Linked DNA regions of Homo sapiens: region 1 is linked to region 2. A link is a loop called in an ENCODE intact Hi-C map of the cell type or tissue named here. Cell type or tissue: gastrocnemius medialis. All regions are shown on one strand. Each heading gives the region's core, and the rest is flanking DNA. Links, peaks and the distances in the headings are about the cores only.

The links. A loop is a pair of places that touch in the nucleus more often than their neighbours do. Peaks named below come from ENCODE experiments on the same cell type or tissue, not always from the same donor. Only the 100,000 strongest peaks of a DNase experiment are listed, where the experiment ranks them.
Region 1: a loop joins it to region 2, with 18 times the contacts of the local background. A loop is called at or near these places in 2 of 110 quality-filtered maps.

Annotation. Positions count from the first base shown.
Region 1 is chr16:81,231,689-81,243,002 of GRCh38, reverse strand. BCO1 (beta-carotene oxygenase 1) reads right to left here and starts at 4,314. Exons shown (of 11, transcript NM_017429.3): 1 at 4,031-4,314. The coding sequence starts at 4,094. In gastrocnemius medialis, for the core only: no CTCF peak of the experiment used is centred there; a DNase peak (open chromatin) is centred at 5,522; H3K4me3 peaks cover 766 bases; H3K27ac peaks cover 2,016 bases.
Region 2 is chr16:81,175,954-81,184,538 of GRCh38, reverse strand. It overlaps the pseudogene PKD1L2. Among named protein-coding and RNA genes, the nearest start is that of BCO1, 58 kb to the left of the region's middle. In gastrocnemius medialis, for the core only: no CTCF peak of the experiment used is centred there; a DNase peak (open chromatin) is centred at 3,138; H3K4me3 peaks cover 546 bases; H3K27ac peaks cover 2,343 bases.

The DNA of each region.
Region 1 (11,314 bases), core at 3,226-8,225, 56 kb before region 2:
TTTTTGGCACCAGGGACTGGTTTTGTGGAAGATAATTTTTCCATGGATGGTGGGGTTGAGGGGTCGATTCTTATAAGGAGCGCACAACCTAGATCCCTCCTATGTGCAGTTCACGACAGGGTTCACGCTCACAGTAGGGTTTGCACTCATATGAGAATCTAATGCCACCGATCTGAGAGGAGGCAGAACTCGGGCCGTAATGCTGTGCGGCCCGGTTCCTAACAGGCTACAGACTGGTACTGGTCCACGGCTCGAGGGTCGGGGACCCCTGTTATAAATGGAATAGGAACTTGGAGCTTCGAAGGTTGTCTCCACCCATGGTGTGGATTGTGGACTGGGAAATTCCCTGAGAGAGGCAGGAAGACCAGAGAGAGGACCCGGGGATTCCACAGGGATGGAGAGAAATGGATGAACAAAGATAGATGGAACACACAGAACTGATGGGCCTCTATTTGACTAAATACAGGGGGATGTGCAGTGGAGCACTGAAAAATGACAGCCGAGGCCAGCGCGGTGGCTCAGGCCTGTTATCCTAGCACTAGGGGAGGCCAAGGCGGATGGATCACTCGAGGTCAGAAGTTTGAGACTAGCCTGGCCAATATGGTGAAACCCCGTCACTACTGAAAATACAAAAATTAGCTGGGTGTGGTGGTGGGTGCCTGTAATCCCAGCTACTGGGGAGGCTGAGGCAGGAGAATCGATTGAACCTAGGAGGAGGAGATTGCAGTGAGCCGAAGATTGCGCCATTGCACTCTTGCCTGGGCGACAGAGTGAAACTCCGCCTCAAAAAAAAAAAAAAAAAAAAAAAAAGACAGCCAAGTCTCTTGCCTTGGGCACCTACATAATCGTGGCGCCAGGCACAGGCACCCAGGGCACAGGAGAGGGGGCAGGCTTGAGAAAGAGCAGGGAGAGAGGCATCTGAGAATATAATTAAAGCCCTAGATAGGACAAGAACACTTACATGCATTCATACACCAGCCACTGTGTTCTAGGTGGATTAAACCACTTAATCGTTGCAGCAACCCTATGTGGGAGGTGCCAGGCTACATTCATCAAACAGAAAAGAACACTGAGGCAGGAAATGCTTAAGTTGCCAAAGAGGTCTCAGAACACACGTGTGTCGGCACAGCCAGTTACAAAGCCAAAACCTTTGCATGTGCTCCCTGCATGGACGTGTCAACCCAGGCACAGTTTTTAGTTAGCTGTTTGCCCATGGATGTCACCAACTGATTAGGCTCAACCCAGGCCTGGACGGAGAGTCAGGAGGCCTGTTCTCTGCAGGCTGCCTGGCCTTGGCAAGTCACTGCCCCTCTGCCTCAGTTTCCCATCTGTCAATAGGGAGGCTTGATGTAGAGGAATGGTTCTTACCTTTGGAATCGCCTGAGGGCTTGTGAACACACAGCTTGCTGAGCTCCACCCCCCAAGTGTCTGACCCCGTGGGTCTGGGTAGGGCCCAAGGATGTTTATTTCTACCCAGCACCCAGGTGATGCTTATGCTGCAGGTCCGGGGCCACCCCTTTGAGAACCGCTGCTGATCTTTGGGGCTCACTCAGCCTCTCGTGTTCTAGAATTCATGTTTTCTAACATTTCCAAGGATTTCATGCAGTCATTAAACATGAGGTGTAAAGGGTACAAAATATTCCAGGGCACGAAAAGGTAGGTATCATAGGTGCCTTTTTGTTTTCTTTTGGAGACAGAGTCTCACTCTGTTGCCCAGGCTGGAGTACAGTGGTGCGATCTTGGCTCACTACAACCTCTGCCTCCTGGGTTCAAGTGATTCTCATGCCCAGTCTCCTGAGGAGCTGGGCTTATAGATATGCACCACCATGCCTGGCTAATTTTTGTATTTTTATTTAAAATAAAATTTCAGGCCGGGCATGGTGGTTCACGCCTATAATCCCAGCACTCTGGGAGGCCAACACGGGCGGATCAACTGAGGTTGGGAGTTTGCGACCAGCCTGACCAACATGGAGATACCCTGTTTCAGCTAAAAATACAAAATTAGCCGGGTGTGGTGGTGCATGCCTGTCATTCCAGCTATTTGGGAGGCTGAGGCAGAAGAATCGCTTGAACCCAGGAGGCAGAGGTTGTGGTGAGCCGAGATCGCGCCATTACACTCCAGCCTGGGCAACAAGAGTGAAACTCCTTCTCAAAAAAAAAAAAAAATTAAAATTAAATGCATTGAAAGTAATGGCAAAAACCGCGATTATTTTTGCACCAACCAAATAATAAAGACAGTGTTTCACCATACCAGGTTGGCCAGGCTGGGGTGCCTGGTTTTTTTTTATTTATTTATTTTTGAGACAGGGTCTCACTCTTGCCAAGGCCAGAGTGCAGTGGCACGATCTCAGCTCACTGCAACCTCTGCCTCCGGGGTTCAAGCAATTCTACTACCTCATCCTCCTGAGTAGCTGGGACTACAGGTGCATGCCACCACCCCTGGCTAATTTGTGTATTTTTAGTAGAGAGGGATTTCGCCATGTTAGCCAGGCTGGTCTCAAACTCCTGGCTTCAAGTGATCCACCCTCTTTGGCCTCCGAAAGTGCTGGGACCACAGGCGTGAGCCACCGCACCTGGCCGTGGGGTGTCTTTTTAAAAAATAAAATATGTACAGATGAACAGTCAAATTGAGAAAAAAAATAAAAATGTAATAGTATACATTTGCTTTTTGAAAAACTGTTTACAAATATAGTAATCTATCAATTGATCTACCTATGTTTTAAAAAGTTAAAGGAAATAGACCCAAATATTAATAGTGGTTAAGAGATTTCAAAATACAGCTGATTTTATTTCCTTCCATGTTCTCATTTGCACTCCTAATTAATTTATATATAATTTAATATACATACAGCTATATATATATACAGATTGATAGCTATAGATTGTGCCTTACCTTTGTAACCAGGAAAATATATACATAAAAGCTATTTTTTTTTTGTTTCAAAAGACTCCCAAGGCAATTGCTCAGTTGAAAAGCTTCAATCTGATGTTCTCACGAAAATCACTCACAGTTGTCCTCTCCTTATGAACAATTCCAGTCCATCTAGCAGATGAAAATGCCTGCAGGCCTGAGCTGACTCAGCTGTTCTTAAAACTGAGCGAGCACCACTCTGGGGACCCGGGAGTCCAGAACCAGGAACTGCCCTTTAGAGTCGAAATGGTACCAGGAAAGTGGCAACTCAAAAGAGGAGGAAAAAGAGATATAAAAGATTAAGCGAAACACAGAGCCTCTAAAGGATAGAAGGTCCTACTCCTATAGGCTCTGCAGGAGCTCACACCTGTGAGTTCCTGAGAGAAAATCACATCAGACTCTGCAATCCCCTGCAAGTGTGCGTGGTGGATGTGCATGCGTGGGAGCTCATGCACGCCCCTCTAAGCATTTTGAAACTAATTTAGAATGCATACATTTGCACAAATACATCATGCATCTGAGACAGGCAGCAGTTTGCAGATTAATCCCATTGTCTATGTACCCACTGGGGCATTCCAATGCTTTTTTCCTGGGAACAGTGAGACTGACTCTCCTCCCTTTGCAAACGGAGTTATAATGTGTAAAAGAATACCTAGATTTTCACAGAAAATGTGTCCCCTCTCTGTACTGTTTTCCAGACTTTCCAAAAGTAATTTACAATTAGTATTACTTATATCATCAGGAAAAAATAGTGTCCATCTAAACACAAGGAAGAAGCCAGGTGCAGTGGCTCACCCCTGTAATCCTAGCACTTTCGGAGGCCGAGGTGGGTGGATCACTTGAGGCTAGGAGTTCGAGACCAGCCTGGCCAACATGCTGAAACCCCGTCTCTACTAAAAACACACAGATTAGCCGGGCTTGGTGGTGGGTGCCTGTAATCTCAGCTACTCGGGAGGCTGTGGTGGGAGGATCGTTTGAACCCAGGAGGCAGAGGTTGCAGTGGGCCGAGATCAAGCCACTGGACTCCAGCCCGGGCGACAGAGCGAGACTCCGCCTCAAAAAAAAAAAAAATAATAAAATAAATAGAAGAAAGAGCCCAGTGTTTATCAGAATGCTCACCTGTCACTTTGGCCCTCACAGGCTCCAGCTGTTCTTTCCTATTCCTGCCAAATATTATATCCATTGCTCAGGGTGCCGAGGGAGATCGATTTTAACAGCAAACAGGTGCTCCTCTGTGTTCACAGGAGATGCTGCTCCCTCCTCCTGCGTTTCCTTCCTGCTCTCCTGCTCCTTCCCTCCTTCACATCTCTGTCTCTCCTGATGCCGTTTCTGCCTTTGCTTTTTCCTTTTTGGCTGGCTCTCACTTGTCCCTCTCCAAGAGCCCTGGATCTCTTTACATTCACAAGGGAAGCTGCGCTGGCGTTACTTATAAGATGTTTGGTTAAAGGTTAATTTCCAAGCCATGTGTCATAGCTAATCTTTAATCCTCTTATTGTTCCCTCAGCTTTCCCTCTCCAGTTTCACTTTTGACTTAACCAAAAAAAAAAAAAAGCTTGCTTCAGACTAGGTTCTAAATAAGCAGAGAGAATTCCGTGCCTGCTGTTATGTTGCCCGACGTAATCCAAGAGCTGGAGTTGTTTATGATCAGAACAAGAAGAGATGCTGGGAATCAGAGGTGCTGGGAATTAGGAGAAACTTGAGCTAAGCTCTGTGATCACTGAATGTCTGCTGCACAGCAGGGAACCCCTTCAGCAGAGACGGGAAAGGTTTTACATTTTGTTTTGTTTTTAGTAAAGGCCCCGATGCTCCCCTCTAATAATCATACATAAAGAGCCACTTAATTCATTATTTTCTTTTTGGAAGAAGGAGACATAAAATGTTTCATGTACCTATTTAAAAAATAACGAACGGGAACCAAAGGCTTTTCTCAGAAACTATAAAGAATAGTAAAAAAGACGGGCCAGGAGTGGTGGCTCATGCCTGTAATCCCAGAACTTTGGGAGGCCATGGTTGGCGGGTCACTTGAGGTCAGGAGTTCGAGACCAGCCTGGCCAACACGGCGAAATCCTGTCTCTACTAAAAATACAAAAATTATCCAGGCGTGGTGGAAGACGCCTGCAATCCCAGATGCTAAGGAGGCTGAGGCAGGAAAATCGCTTGAACCTGTGAGGCAGACATTGCAGTAAGCTGAGATGGCACCACTGCACTCCAGCCTCGGCCACAGAGTGAGACTCTGTCTCAAAAAATAAATAAGTAAACAGAATAGTTAAAAAGAAACTTCAACTTCCTGGCCTATCAAGAGGGCAAAACAATGCCTGAATTTGATCTGAGCTTCCCTATTATTCGTGTATCTTCGTGTGTTGCCATTGCCTGAAATTCGTATTCAACTTGCTATATGCACTGATTGAAGTTAATGAACTCATCTTAACGTATTTTGCTTAAAGAAAGAACCAGTCATTTGCTCTGTGGGTAGAGTAAGAAAAGGCAGTGGCACTGGCCTTTATGCAACCCAGCTGAGAATAATGATGGTCCGGTCTGGGCTGAGAGCACATGCCAGCACCTTGGGCCGTTCATTCCTGACAGCTGTGTGGTCTGGCTGTGCTTCCGCCCTGGCACACATTGGAATCACCTGATTGGCAGTACTAAATGTATCAGTGCTGGGCCTCACTCCAGACCCACTGACGCAGAATCTCTGAAGGTGGATCTCAGCCATCAGTTTTTTTTTTTTATGTTGGCCGGGTGTAGTGGCTCACACCTGTAATCCTAGCACTTTCGGAGGCCAAGGCGGGAGGATCACTTGAGCCCAGGAATTAAGACCAGCCTAGGCAACATATTGAGGCTCCGTCTCTACCAAAAAAAATTAGCTGGGCATGGTGGTGCGTGCCTGTAGTCCCAACTACTTGGGAGGCTGAGGTGGGAGGATCACTTGAGTCTGGGAGGTTGAGGCTGCAGTGAACTGTGATAGCAGCACTGGACTCCAGCCTGGGCAACAAAGCAAGCCCTTATCTCAAAAATAAAACATACGGAGGCAGAGGCGGGCGGATCACGAGGTCAGGAGATCAAGACCATCCTGGCTAACACCGTGAAACCCCGTCTCTACTAAAAATACAAAAAATTAGCCGGGCGTGGTGGCAGGTGCCTGTAGTCCCAGCTACTCGGGAGCCTGAGGCAGGAGAATGGCGTGAACCCAGGAGGCAGAGCTTGCAGTGAGCCGAGATCGCGCCACTGCACTCTAGCCTGGGCGACAGAGCAAGACTCCGTCTCAAAATAATAATAATAATTAAAAAAATAATAAAAAGTACCTACATGTGTGCAGCAGGAGTTGAGAAGACCTGACCCAGAGGAAAGATGCTACATGCCTGAGTTGAAACTAAATTTAAATTATAGCTGATTGGCTAGGCATGGTGGCTCATGCTTATAATCCCATCACTTTGGGAGGCCAAGGCAGGCAGATCACCTGAGGTCAGGAGTTCAAGACCTACCTGGCCAACATGGTGAAACCTCGTTTCTACTAAAAATACAATACAAAAATTAGCTGGGCATGGTGATGGGCACCTGTAATCCCAGCTACTCAAGAGGCTGAGGCAGGAGAATCACTTGAAACCAGGAGGTGGAGGTTGCAGTGAGCCAAGATGGTGCCACTGTACTCCAGCGTGGGTGACAGAGTGAGACTCCAACTCAGAAAAAAAAAAATTGCAGCTCATCCTTTTATATTTTTTGAGATGGAGTCTCGTTCTGTCACCCAGGCTGGAGTGCAGTGGCGTGATCTTGGCTCACTGCAGTCTCTGCCTTCCGGGTTCAAGCGATTCTTCTGCCTTATCCTCCCAAGCAGCTGGGATTACAGGTGCCTGCCACCATCCCCAGCTAATTTTTGTATTTTTAGTAGAGATGGGGTTTCACCATATTGGCCGGGCTGCTCTGAAACCCCTGACCTCAAGTGATCCACCCGCCTTGGCCTCCCAAAGTGCTGGGGTTAGAGGCGTGAGCCATCGCGCCTGGCCAGCTCGTCCATTTTCTGTGTGTCTGGGCCATTCTACCCTCTTTGAGCCTCCTTTTTTTCAACTATAAAGTGAGGCATAACGATATTAGCACCTCAAGCCTATTGTATAGGGTCTAGCAAAAGCACCTGGTCTCAGACAGTTACCAAACAATGCCTTTACCTTTTCCTCCCATTCTCTTAGAGGGCATTTCCCTATGAACCACCTTTCCAGTAAGACCTCCAATAACTTGCCAGTTTATCCCGCTGTGTGGTCTAAACACGTGTATCCATGTCAGAGTTCTTTATTCCTAGCTTGTGGAAGCTGCGTTCTTGTGAGGATTACATGGGAATGTCTGGCATACTCTAAGGGCTCTGGGAAAAAAACGACACCACCACGGTGCAAGAAAGAGCTCAGGGCTTAGAGGTCAGAAGACCTGGGTTTGGACCTCAGCTCTGAGATTCAGCAACCCTGCAGCTTTTGTCACGTGACTTCTCTGAACCTCACTTCACTCGGCAAAATGGGGGTGGCAGTATCTGTGTCACAGGGCTTGTTGGAAGGGTTACAACAAAACCATATGAGTGAAGACATGCCAGGTGCGGTGGCTCAAGCCTGTAATCCCAGCACTTTGGGAGGCCGAGGCGGGCAGATCACTTGAGGTCAGGAGTTCGAGACCAGCCTGGCAAATATGGTAAAACCCCGTCTCTACTAAAAATACAAAAATTAGCCTGGTATAGTGGTGTGCACCTGTAATCCCAGCTTCTTGGGAGGCTGAGGCAGGAGAATTGCTTGAACCTGGCAGGTGAAGGTTGCAGTGAGCTGAGATTCTACCACTGCACTCCAGCCTGGGCAACAGAGCAAGAATCTGTCTCAAAAAAAAAATAATAATTTATATATATATATATATATATATTTATATATATATATATATATATATATATATATATATATATATATGAGTCAAAACATGACTGTGATCTCCCTTCTTGTCAATCTTTGCATATTCAGAAAAGCAACTGAGCAGTTTACCTGCACTGGCTCACCCTGGCCTTACACAGTCCTATGAGATGTGTGTTCCTACCACCATTCTCAAGGTCAGAGAGTACAGGGAAGATAACTTGCTTGCCCTCGGTCTCAAAGTGAGGAGCAGCTCAAATTAGGAGGCACAGCCAGGCAGCCCGACTTCAAAGTACTTACTCTGACAATTCTACACAGCTCCAACGCACGATGGGTGTCTGCTGGATTTTTACTGAATGAAGTAATGGGTGGATGGGCCCTGAGAGGACCAGTCTTGGGTCTTGGGTTGGTGTCACTGCATTCTTATATCAGAGAAAGGGCAAGCTCTCTTATCCAGGTTCCAACTGCACCCAAGGGACAGTTAGATAGTAAGATAAAGGTTTTTGAAAATACAAATGGAGTCCGGGCACGGTGGCTCACACCTGTAATCCCAGCACTTTGGGAGGATGAGGCTGAGGCTGATGGAACACTTGAGGTCAGAAGTCTGAGACCAGCCTGGGCAACACAGCGAGACCTTGCCTCTATGAAAAATAGAAAAATTAGCTGGCAGTGGTGGTGGTGGCAAACACCTGTGGTCCCAGCTACTTGGGAGGCTGAAGTGGGAGGATCGCCTGAGCTCAGGGAGTTTGAGGCTGCAGTGAGCCATGTTTGCACCACTTCACTTCAGCCTGGACGACAGAGACCCTATCTCAAAACAAACAAACACACACCACATACAAAAATACCCCCACAAAAAAAACTAATGGTGGTAATAAATTAAGCCTAACAATAGATATCTGTGTAAGTTTGCTAGGGCTGCCATAGCAAATGCCACAGACTGGGTGGCTTAAACAACAGAATTTTTTTTTCTCACAGTTCTAGGGGCTAGGAGTCTGAGATCAAGGTATCAGGTTTTGGCTGGGCATGGTGGCTCATGCCTGTAATCCCAGCACTTTGGGAGGCCTCGATGAGCGGATTGCCCCAGGTCAGGAGTTCAAGACCAGCCTGGCCAACATCGTGAAACCCCGTCTTTACTAAACATACAAAATTAGCCAGGCATCGTGGCACATGCCAGTAATCTCAGCTACTGGGGAGGCTGAGGCAGGAGAATTGCTTGAAGTGGCAAGGCAGAGGTTGCAGTGAGCTGAGATCCCACCACTCCAGCCAGGTGTGTTTGACACTGCAGTGAGCTATGATTGCACCCCTGCACTCCAGCCTGGGCAACAGAGTAAGACTCCGTCTCAAAAAAGCGAAACCAAACAAACAAAAAACCAAACAAACAAACAAACAAAAAAAACAAGGTATCAGGTTGTTTGGGAGATGAAGGTAGCAGGTGTGATTTCTTGCTGTGTCTTCATATCATCTTTCTCTGTGCGCACATCCTTGGTGTCTCTTGGTGTGTCTGAATTTCCTCTTCTTTCATTTTTAAATTTTATTTATTTATTTAAGAGACATGGTCTCACTCTGTTGCCCAGACTGGAGTGCAGTGGTGCAATCATAGCTCACTACAGTCTCAAACACCTGGGCTCAAGCCATCCTCCTGCCTCAGCCTCCTGAGTAGCTAGGACTGCAGGCACAAGCTGCTGTGCCCAATCAAATTTCCTCTTCTTGTAATGAGACCAATTATATTGGATCAGGGGCCAACCTAATGGACTCATTTTAATTTAATCACCTTTTTAACGACCCTATCTCCAAATACAGTCACATTCTGCCGTATGGGGTGTTAGGGCTTCAACGTATGAATTTTACAGAACACAATTCAGCCCGTAACAATATCATTAAGTCACAATGTGTAAGGGAAGACACTTTTGCTGCAGGTAGCAGAACATCTGCTGAAACTCCAAAGATGTGCATTTATTGCAGACATCAAGCCATCGAGAGGTGGCATGCTGGTTGACGCGGAAGCTCGCCTAGCAAGGGCTTCCACACTTCTAGCCTCAGAAGGTTGTCTTCTCACTGTTGGCTTGTTCAGTTCTGGTTATGAATGATTGCCGTTGCCTGGGAAATCATGGCCTCACATAGAGATGTGGAAAAGCAGGAAGATAAGGCAGGGACAGAAGAGGAGTTTTCTTTGTAGACCTCTCATTTTATGCTGGAGGGAAATCTTTCCCAGAATCCTCTGAGCAGATTTTCTCTTGTGCCTCATTGGCTGAATAGAACTGTGTCACATGACCACCCCTAACCAATCCTCAACAAAGAGGAACAGGAGCGCTTTAATTTCCTCAGACAAACTTTAATTTAATTTCCTCCCAGTCACCCCTGGAGTGGCATCATTGCCACCTGGATCTTGTCAGAATTCCATTATCAAGGAAAAAGGAGGGAATGGCCTAGGATAGGCAACTGACAGTGTCCGCTGCAGGCAGTGCATTCAACACCTTTTTTTTTTTTTTTTGAGACAGGGTCTCACTCTGTCACCCAGGCTGGAGTGCAATGGTGCAGTCTCAGCTCACTGCAGCCTCAACCTCCTATGTTCAAGTGATCCTCCCACCTCAGCCTCTTGAATAGCTGGGACAATAGGCCTGTGCCACCACTCTAGGCTAATTTTTTTGTATTTTGTGGAAATGGTGTTTTGCCATATTGCCCAGGCAATTGGGCAAGTGGTCCCAAACTCCTGAGCTCAAGCGATCCACCTGCCTTGGCCTCCCAAAGTGTTGAGATTACAGGCATGAGCCACCGACCCTGGCCCATTCAACACATATTGATTGAGCACCTACTATGTGCTGGAAATGTAGCAGTGAACAAAACAAATCTGTGCCTTTTTGGACCTGACACCTACTACACGCCAAACTCTGAGGGAATAGAGGTGATTAATGACACCCAGTCTCTGCCTTTTTTGGCCCTCATGATGTTCTTTTTGTTTGGAGGCTGAGGCTGGACATATATTTCCCAAAGGGGAAGGTGTCTCACAGTGGTTTGCAGAACTGCCTTCATGTTGAAAACCCATCGACATGAAGCAGCAGCTGCTCTTCCCCTCAAAAGCTCTGGCATTGCTCTGAACCCATGGAGGCCTGACCCCTGTGTTCTGTTGTTTTCACTAATGTGGGGAGAATGGGATGAGGGGTTGGTTCCAGTAGAAGCTGTCTCCTGGCCTGCTCTCCTCCAGCCTCTGATCTGAATGCTTGCACGTGCTGGTTACTGGGCTAAGTGTTCTAGCAGCAGTCTTTCTTTTAATCCCTCCACATCCTTGCAAGGATGTCAGTAGCAATCTTAATTTTATAGTCTCAGCGATGTGGAGTAACTTGAGGTAGGTCAACAGCCGATCAGTACATGTTCTTCCCCACAAAACTGTAATGCTTCCCACCTTTCAGAGCTGCTGGCTGGGGAAGAGCTAGGAGAGCAAAGGTGAGTGTTTCACAGACAATTTGTATAATGCATTCACTGCCTTAAAACGGGACTGAAAACTGGCCAGTGCATAAGAGAACAGGGGCAA
Region 2 (8,585 bases), core at 913-5,912:
TGCAGGAAGCTGATGGCTCAGCCAAACCAGGAATGAATGGAAGAGAGCTGATGAAGGGACTATTTACAGGTGAGGGCAGGTATAAGGCAATGAAGCAGGGGCGACAAGGCAGGACTACAACCAAGGGAAGCCATTATCACCCCCAGGAATGCAGAGGTAAGATTAGGCAGGACTACATACGTAGGGAGCTGTGGCCTTGGTTGGAGAAGCACAGCATCTCTCACCTGCAGCCCATCAGGGAAAAGAGCAGGGAAAGCCGTGAATAAATTCCCCAAACTCTCTCCTCTCACCCTCCAATCCTCTATCAATGGTTCCCATTGGCTGGACCCAGTTAGAAGCTGGAGGGTGTGGCAGCTTGGGTGATGCAGTGTATAGAGCTCAGTCTCCCAGGTCAGAGCCGCACGTGGGAGGAGACTGGATTGGAGAGGCAGATAGAGAATGTCCTGCACACTTGGACTAGGGCAGACATGAGGAGATAAGTAGGAAGTTCAAGAGCTGTCATCAAGTTCAGACCAAAGGGGAAACTGGGGGACCGTCCTGTGGAGGGCAGGTCTATGCAAACCTTCCCGCAAAGTTCGAGGAAGCAGAGAGGCCAGAGAAAGAAGCTGACAAATTTAGTTTCTTAGAAAGAAACATTTAATTGAGACTTGCGAACAGAAACCATGATGTCTAGGGCAGCTGCAAGACAAGATGGTGAAAGCCAGCGCCATTACCCGCCAGAACCAGGGCTTATATACCATAGGAAAGGAATGTGTAGGACAGTCGTAGGGAAAGGTAAGAATACTATGTGAATCTCTTTCAGGGCAGCACTCATAGTAAGTACATGCTCTTACACAAAGAACTGTAGAGAGAATAGAAATCTTAGAGGCATTCCTGGAATTGGGGTTAATCAGTAGTCAACGTGGCAGATTAGCATCTGAAATGGAGTTGCTTTGGCCTTCACAGAGACATTATAGAGAAGGCCAAGAGTTTGGATCCAGACACGATGGTTCACATTCTATCTGCCCACTTAGAAGTTACATCACTTAGGACAAATCACATAAGCTCTCGGGGCCTGGTTAGCTCACCTGTGATGTGGGGATGCTAATATGTCACTCATAGGGCTATTGTGAGCATTGGACAAGCTAGAGACAATGGAAGTAATGTGTGCATGGCAGGCGTGCTGTTGAACCACAGCATTAGTTTACTATTATCTGAACTAAAAAGAATCACAGAAATTATCTAGGCTATCCCCTCATTTTGCAGGTGAGGAAACTGAGGCTTAGAGAGTTTAAGTGATTCGGCTGGGCATGGTGGCTCATACCTGTAATCCCAGCACTTTGGGAGGCCGAGGCGGGCGGATCACCTGAGGTCAGGAGTTTAAGACCAGCCTGGCCAACACAGTGAAACCCTGTCTCTACTAAAAAAATACAAACGTTAGCCGGGCATGGTGGTGAGCGCCTATAATCCCAGCTACTCGGGAGGCTGAGGCAGGAGAATCTCTTGAACCAGGAGGTGGAGGTTGTAGTGAGCCGAGATCGTGCCACTGCACTCTAGCCTGGGCGATAGAGTGAGACTCAGTCTCAAAAAAAAAAAAAAAAAAAAAAAAAGTTTAAGTGATGCACACAAGGTGACCCTTCATAAGTGACAAGGACAGGATTAGAACCCAGGTCCTGTCTCAGCCTCATTCACCTTCCGTATCATTACGCTGTCAGTGAATGACATGGGAATTCAGTCAGGCCATGACTCAGTCCATCTTCACAACCAAGGCTACGTCCCAGTGTTGGTTGGGGCAGGGGCGGCTTTTATTCCATCTTTAATTTGAAAAAGGGCCATTTCCTACCCTCTCAAAGGACTTGAGAAGGACTGGACAAAAGACCAGGCCAGTGGTCACAATGCCTGTCTGAGTCCGTTTTGCATTTTTTTTTTTTTTTTTTTTTTTTTTGAGACGGAGTCTTGCTCTTTCACCCAGGCCGGAGTGCAGTGGCGCTATCTCGGCTCACTGCAAGCTCCGCCTCCCGGGTTCACGCCATTCTCCTGCCTCAGCCTCCCGAGTAGCTGGGACTACAGGCGCCTGCCACCACGCCTGGCTAATTTTTTGTATTTTTAGTAGAGACGGGGTTTCACCGTGTTAGCCAGGATGGTCTCGATCTCCTGACCTCGTGATCCACCAGCCTCGGCCTCCCAAAGTGCTGGGATTACAGGTGTGAGCCACCGCGCCCGGCCCATTTTGCATTGTTATAAAGGAATATCTGAGGCTAGGTAATTTATACAGAAAAATGGTTGGCTGGGCGCAGTGGCTCATGCCTGTAATCCCAGCACTTTGGGAGGTTGAGGCGGGTGGATCACTTGAAGCCAAGAGTTCAAGACCAGCCAGGCCAACACAGCAAAACGCTGTCTCTACTGAAAATACAAATTAGTTGGGTATGGTGGTGCCTGTCTGTAATCTCAGCTATTCAGGAGGCTGAGGCAGGAGAATTGCTTGAATCTGGGAGGCAGAGGTTGCAGTGAGCCAAGATCGCGCCACTGCACTGCAGCCTGGGCGACAGAGCGAGACTCTGTCTCAAAAAAAAAAAAAAAAAGAAAAGAAAAAGAAAAGAAAGAAGAAAAGAGATTTATTTGGCTCATGATTCTTATGGTTGGAAAATCCAAGACTGGACATCTGTATCTGATAAGGGCCTCAGGCTGCTTCCACTTACAGTGAAAGATGAAGGGGACCTGGTGTGTGCAGAGAAGGGTGGGAGGTGCCAGGCTCTTTTTTTTTTTTTTTTTTTTTGGAGATGGAGTGTTACTCTGTCACCCAGGTTGGAGTGCAGTGGTGTGATCTTGGCTCACTGCAACCTCCATCTCCCTGGTTCAAATGATTCTCCTGCCTCAGACTCCCGAGTAGCTGGGACTACAGGCACCCACCACCACATCCCACTAATTTTTGTATTTTTAGTAGAGACAGGGTTTCACCATGTTGGCCAGGCTGGTCTCAAACTCCTAACCTCACATGATCTGCCCGCCTGGGCCTCTCAAAGTGCTGGGATTACAGACGTGAGCCACTGCTCCCGGCCATCTTTTTAGCAACCAGCTCCGGTGGTGACTAATAGAGCAAGAACTCGCTCCCGAGGGAGGCATTCATCCAGTCATGAGGAATCCAACCCCATGACCCAAACACCTCCCATGAAGCCCCGCCTCCAACATTGGGGATCATATTTCAACATGAGGTTTCAGGGGACAAACATCCAGATGATAGCAATGCCTCGGGGAGCTTCCTCACTCTGTCCTCTGTCTGCCTTTCAGCTGTGAGAGGAACTGCAGGCCAGTTAATGCCAGCAAAGACATTCTGCTCAGGGTCACCATGGGGGAGGACTCTCCAGTGGCTATGTTCAGCTGGTATTTGGACAACACCCCAACAGAGCAGGTGAGCACAGTGACAACCACTCAAGAATGGAAATCTCCCTTGCGCTTTCAGCACACCCGTGTCGCATGCCCGGTACTGGGCCAGGGTTGGGTCAATTCCATTCAGAGCCTGTGGTGTGGGACTCAGGGTATTGGGCTGGGGAGAAAATCAGGGAATTGACAGCAGGGCAAATGGGCACAAAGGAGCATAAGCTCTGGAGAAACTTTGCAGCGGGTGCTCTTGGCATCTCAGCAAAAGTCCTGCTTCCCAGGCGGACGATCCTAACTCCAGCTTTTGTGGCCTGACCATTGGCCAACGACTGATGGGTGGAGGGTCTAATAGCCCAGCTTCTCTGTCCCCAGGTAGGGTGATTTCAGTTGTGCAACTTACACTTCAGGGCTCTCCGTGTGACCAGGCAGAGGCTGGATGCCTCCAGTAACTGTTTTTTGCCTTGTTTTGTTCTCTGCTGTTTCCCTCTCTGCACTGCTTTTCCCTGTGAATCCTCCTTCCATCAATAACCTGCACACAAGGCTGGATATGGTGGCTCAAGCCTTTAATCCCAACACTTTGGGAGGCCGAGGCAGGCAGATCACCTGAGGTCAGGGGTTTGAGACCAGCCTGGCCAACATGGTGAAACCCCGTCTCTACTAAAAATACGAAAACATTAGCGGGGTATGGTGATGCGTGCCTATAATTCTATCTACTTGGGAGGCCGAGGCAGGAGAATGACTTGAACCTGGGAGGCAGAGGTTGCAGTGCACAGAGATCATACACTGCACTCTAGCCTGGGCAGCAGAGTGAGACTCCGTCTCAAAAATATTTTCTTTTTAATTTTTTTTTTTTTTTGAGACAGAGTCTCACTCTGTCACCCAGGCTGGAGTACAATGACACAATCTCAGCTCACTGCAACCTCTGCCTCCTGGGTTCAAGCAATTCTCCTGCCTCAGCCTCCCAAGTAGCCAGGATTACAGGCACATAACACCATGCCCGGCTGATTTTCGTATTTTTAGTAGAGACAGAGTTTCCCCATGTTGGCCAGGCTGGTCTTGAACTCCTGAGCTCAGATGATCCACCCACCTCAGCCTCCCAAAGTGCTGGGATTAGAGGTGTGAGCCACTGTGCCTGGCTCAAAAATAAACAAATAAATAACCTGCACACAAATCCCCATCTCAGGCTCTGCTTCCGGGGAGCCCAATCTAAGACAGACACCGCAGTGAGGCTGGAAAGTGTATATTCCAGGTGACTTCTTGGGGAGCTGGGGCTGCCTGTCCTCCGTTCATCAGTAATAAATCTGAAAGGCTGTCTAGCACCCAGAAGCCACTGTCCTGCTGCAGTCCTGTGGCCTGGCTGTAGCGTCAGCAGCCCTGGGCCATCCTGTCTTTCAGGCTGAGCCCCTCCTGGATGCCTGCAGACTCAGAGGATTTTGGCCAAGGTCCTTAACCCTCCTCCAGAGCAACACCTCCACGTTGCTGTTGAACAGCTCGTTTCTGCAGTCCCGGGGAGAGGTCATCCGAATCAGAGCCACAGGTGCGAAACCTCCCTTTTATCTCCTCTCAGGGAACCCAGATAAACCCAGAAACACTCAGATATTGGGTGTCAGTTTATTTTTCTTTTAAATATTGAAATAGAGAGATGTGATCTCACTATGTTGCCCAGTCTGGTCCTGAACTCCTGGAGCCAAACGATCCTCCTGTCCCAGCCTCCTGAAGTGCTGGGATGGCAGCTGTGAGTCACCATACCCAGCCAGGGCATCAGCTTAGTGCAGAGGCCACAGCGCAGGCTCTGGTGTAAATCGCACCACTTCCGCTTTCTACGTGGGAGACTCTAGGCAGAGGATTTCGCCTCTCTATGCCTCAGTTTCCTGACATATAAACTGGGATAATCGAAATGCCTGCCTCAGAATGGTTATTTTGCAGGATGAATGAGATAACCCCAGTGTTACAAGCAGGTCATTCTGGGGTCGTGCAACCTGTACACCCTGCCAGGATTGTTCAGGGCTTCTCGTTTAAAACAAGCCCTGTGTGAGAAACATAGATTCTCAAACACACAAACAATGGAGGTGATGATTCTTTTTAGGAAGGATTGCTTTGCTTCCATTTTTCCCGAAGTGGCCCACAGACCATGCACATCAGGATAAACAAGGAATTAGTTAAACATGCACACTCTTGGGTCCACCCCAAACTTTCCGAATTGGGTCTAGGCCAAGGAATGAGTTTTTATGGGTTCAAATTCTCTTTATGCCCAGCTCTTCCAGGCATGCGCTCTCTGAAAATGTAGGTGGCTACTCCAGGTGATGTGGGATGTGACTGCAGGTCCACTCGTGGCTCTTAACAGTGATCTCGGCGCCTGGGAAGAGTGTGGGCTTCGGGGTGGGCTCAGCCTGTTTCCGGATCCTGGTTCTGGTCTTTCCTGGCTCTGTGATCTTGAGCATTTTCCCAGCATACTCCCACCTCACAAGATCTTTGTGCGGAAGCTATTATCATCAGCCTCATTCTACAGATGAGGAACTGACTCTCAAAAAGGTCAAGTTCTCAGCCCGGGTCCAGTGGCTTATGCCTGTAATCCCAGCACTTTGGGAGGCTGAGGCGGGAGGATCCCTTGAGGCCAGGAGTTCAAGACCAGCCCTGGCAACAGAGCGAGACCCTGTCTCTACAAAAATTAGAAAATTAGCCAGCCGTAATGGTGTACTCCTGTGGTTCTAGCTGACTCGAGAGGCCAAGGCAGTGGAATCACTTAAGTGTAGGAGTTCAAGGCTATAGTAAGTTATGATTGCACCACTGGACTCTAGCCTAGGTGACAGTGCAAGACCCTATCTCTAAAAAGAAAAAAAATTAGGAAAACAAAATTGGAAAAGAAAAGGTCAAGTCTGAGGTCACTCGGTTAACAAATGGCAGAACTAAAATTCAAGCTCAGGTCTGTCTAATTATCTTCCCCTATCTCTGCCCAGTTTCTCAAAGTGAGGCCCTGGGATCCCTTGCATCAGGGGGAGTTGTTTTGGGGTTTCATTGTTTAATTGTTAGATATGTACATTTCTGGGCTCTTCCCAGATCCAGAGATGTCTGAAGTTCTGGGTTTGAAGTAGAGCCCAAGAATCTTTGTGTTTAATGAGCTCAGGGGGCAATCTAACAGCAGGATGGAGTTTGTGGGCCCCACGTGGCCCCCTGAACATGATCTCTCTTTACTCCCAGCACTGACCAGGCATGCCTATGGGGAGGACACCTATGTGATCAGCACTGTGCCTCCCCGTGAGGTGCCTGCCTGCACTATTGCCCCAGAGGAGGGCACCGTTCTGACGAGCTTTGCCATCTTCTGCAACGCCTCCACAGCCCTGGGACCCCTGGAGTTCTGCTTCTGTCTGGAATCAGGTACCGGCTGAAGACTCTGCTCTTCCCTCAGCTCCTGGGCTCATCTTCTTGCAGAACAGGGGCCTGTTCTCTCTGGGAGCTGCAAAGAATATGTTCCGTGTGCGAGAGAGGTTGGTAGGATGAGGGCTCCCCTAAACCTCAACCCCTAGCCTCAAGACACTGACTCAGCCATCAGTCCACAGAGACATGAGAAGAAGGTCTCATCAATAGCTCTTCCACAACTGGAAGCCAAAATCCATTGCCCTGGCGTGGGGGACAGTGATGGAGTGAAATGAACGAGGATACCCAAAAGTATGACCATGTGGGGCCACCACCAAGACACCATCCCCCAACCCCTGCTCACCACACACACACACACACACACACACACACACACACACACACACACACACACACACACACACACACACTTGTAGTAGCTGGGACTCCCAGAAGCCTGGAGCTATTCAGGAAGACAGAGATGGGTCTGGTTAACAGAATCTTCAACAATTTCATTGACGCTGCTTTGCAAGCAGCCCCAGGGAATGGGTGATAATTGCAGGACTAGCTGAACTGAAAGAACATTTTTGCAAAGGTGTACAGGTGACAAACATGGAAGACCCCATCCACAATGCATAAAACCCTACACAGTCTCCCTGCTTTCACCCTAACCACTCACACCCCAGGACAGCCACAGGGCATTAGCAGGAGAGATGAGGGAGCCACTCACATTGCATTTATTCTTCCATTTGGAGAGTGATTGGTCCTTGGAGGGCTCATCTGAGCCCTGATCTCCACCCACTGGGCTTTGGCTTCTTCTTTTTTTTTTTTTTTTTTTGAGACAGAGTTTTGCCTTGTTGCCAAGGCTGGAGTGTGGTGGCACGATCTCGGCCCACTGCAACCTCAGCCTCCCGGGTTCAAGCGATTCTCTTGCCTCAGCTTCCCGAGTAGCTGAGATTACAGGTGCCCGCCACCACACCCGGCTAATTTTTGTATTTTTAGTAGAGATGGGGTTTCACTATGTTAGCCCGGCTAGTCTCAAACTCCTGACCTCAGGTGATCTGCCTGCCTCGGCCTCCCAAAGTGCTGGGATTACAGATGTAAGCCACACGCCCGGGAGAGCTTTGTCATTCTGTGCTCTGAAAATGCTCTAATCAGATTGTAAATTTCCACCAAAGTCAGCCACCAGTAGTGTTGCCAGGATGGTCCCCCAAATCCAGCATCAAACATCACAACGGCATAAACACTACACCTTGATTAGGGAAAGTGCACGTCAGCTATTGTAATACCTAAGAGAGTGTAGTTTTCACGAGCGCCCTGTCTAATAGATGTGGAAATGCATCACCGTTAAGAGGGCTGTGAATGGGGCTGAGTCTGAAAGGAAAAAGTTCAAGCAAGGTAAGTGGATGTTATTTCAAACTGCGTCCCGCCAGAGGGAAAGGCCAGGACAGCTGCCCTAATTCCAATAGGCTATTCCTCTTTAGTACCTCTCCCCCATCATCCAAGTGAGCACGGAGGCAGGAAAGTGTGGCTACATAAAAACGAGTCCCAGGCTGGGCGTGGTGGCTCATGTCAGTCATCCCAGGAACTTTGGGAGGCTAAGGTGGGTGGATCACCTGAGGTCAGGAGTTCGAGACCTAATTTTTACTTTTTTTTGTAGAAACAACGTCTTCCTAATTTGCCCAGGCTGGTCTTGAACTCCTCGCCCCTGAGCTAAGTTTTAAGTTGTCATTGTTGCTCCTCCTCCTCCTCCTCCTTCTTTTTCTTCCTCTTATAATTTGGTTTACCACCTTGACTTTTTTTAAAAAAAAAACTGTAAATGGGATGTTTTTCCTGCAATTTTTTATGGATTTTAGTAAAATTTTTCCAAAGTT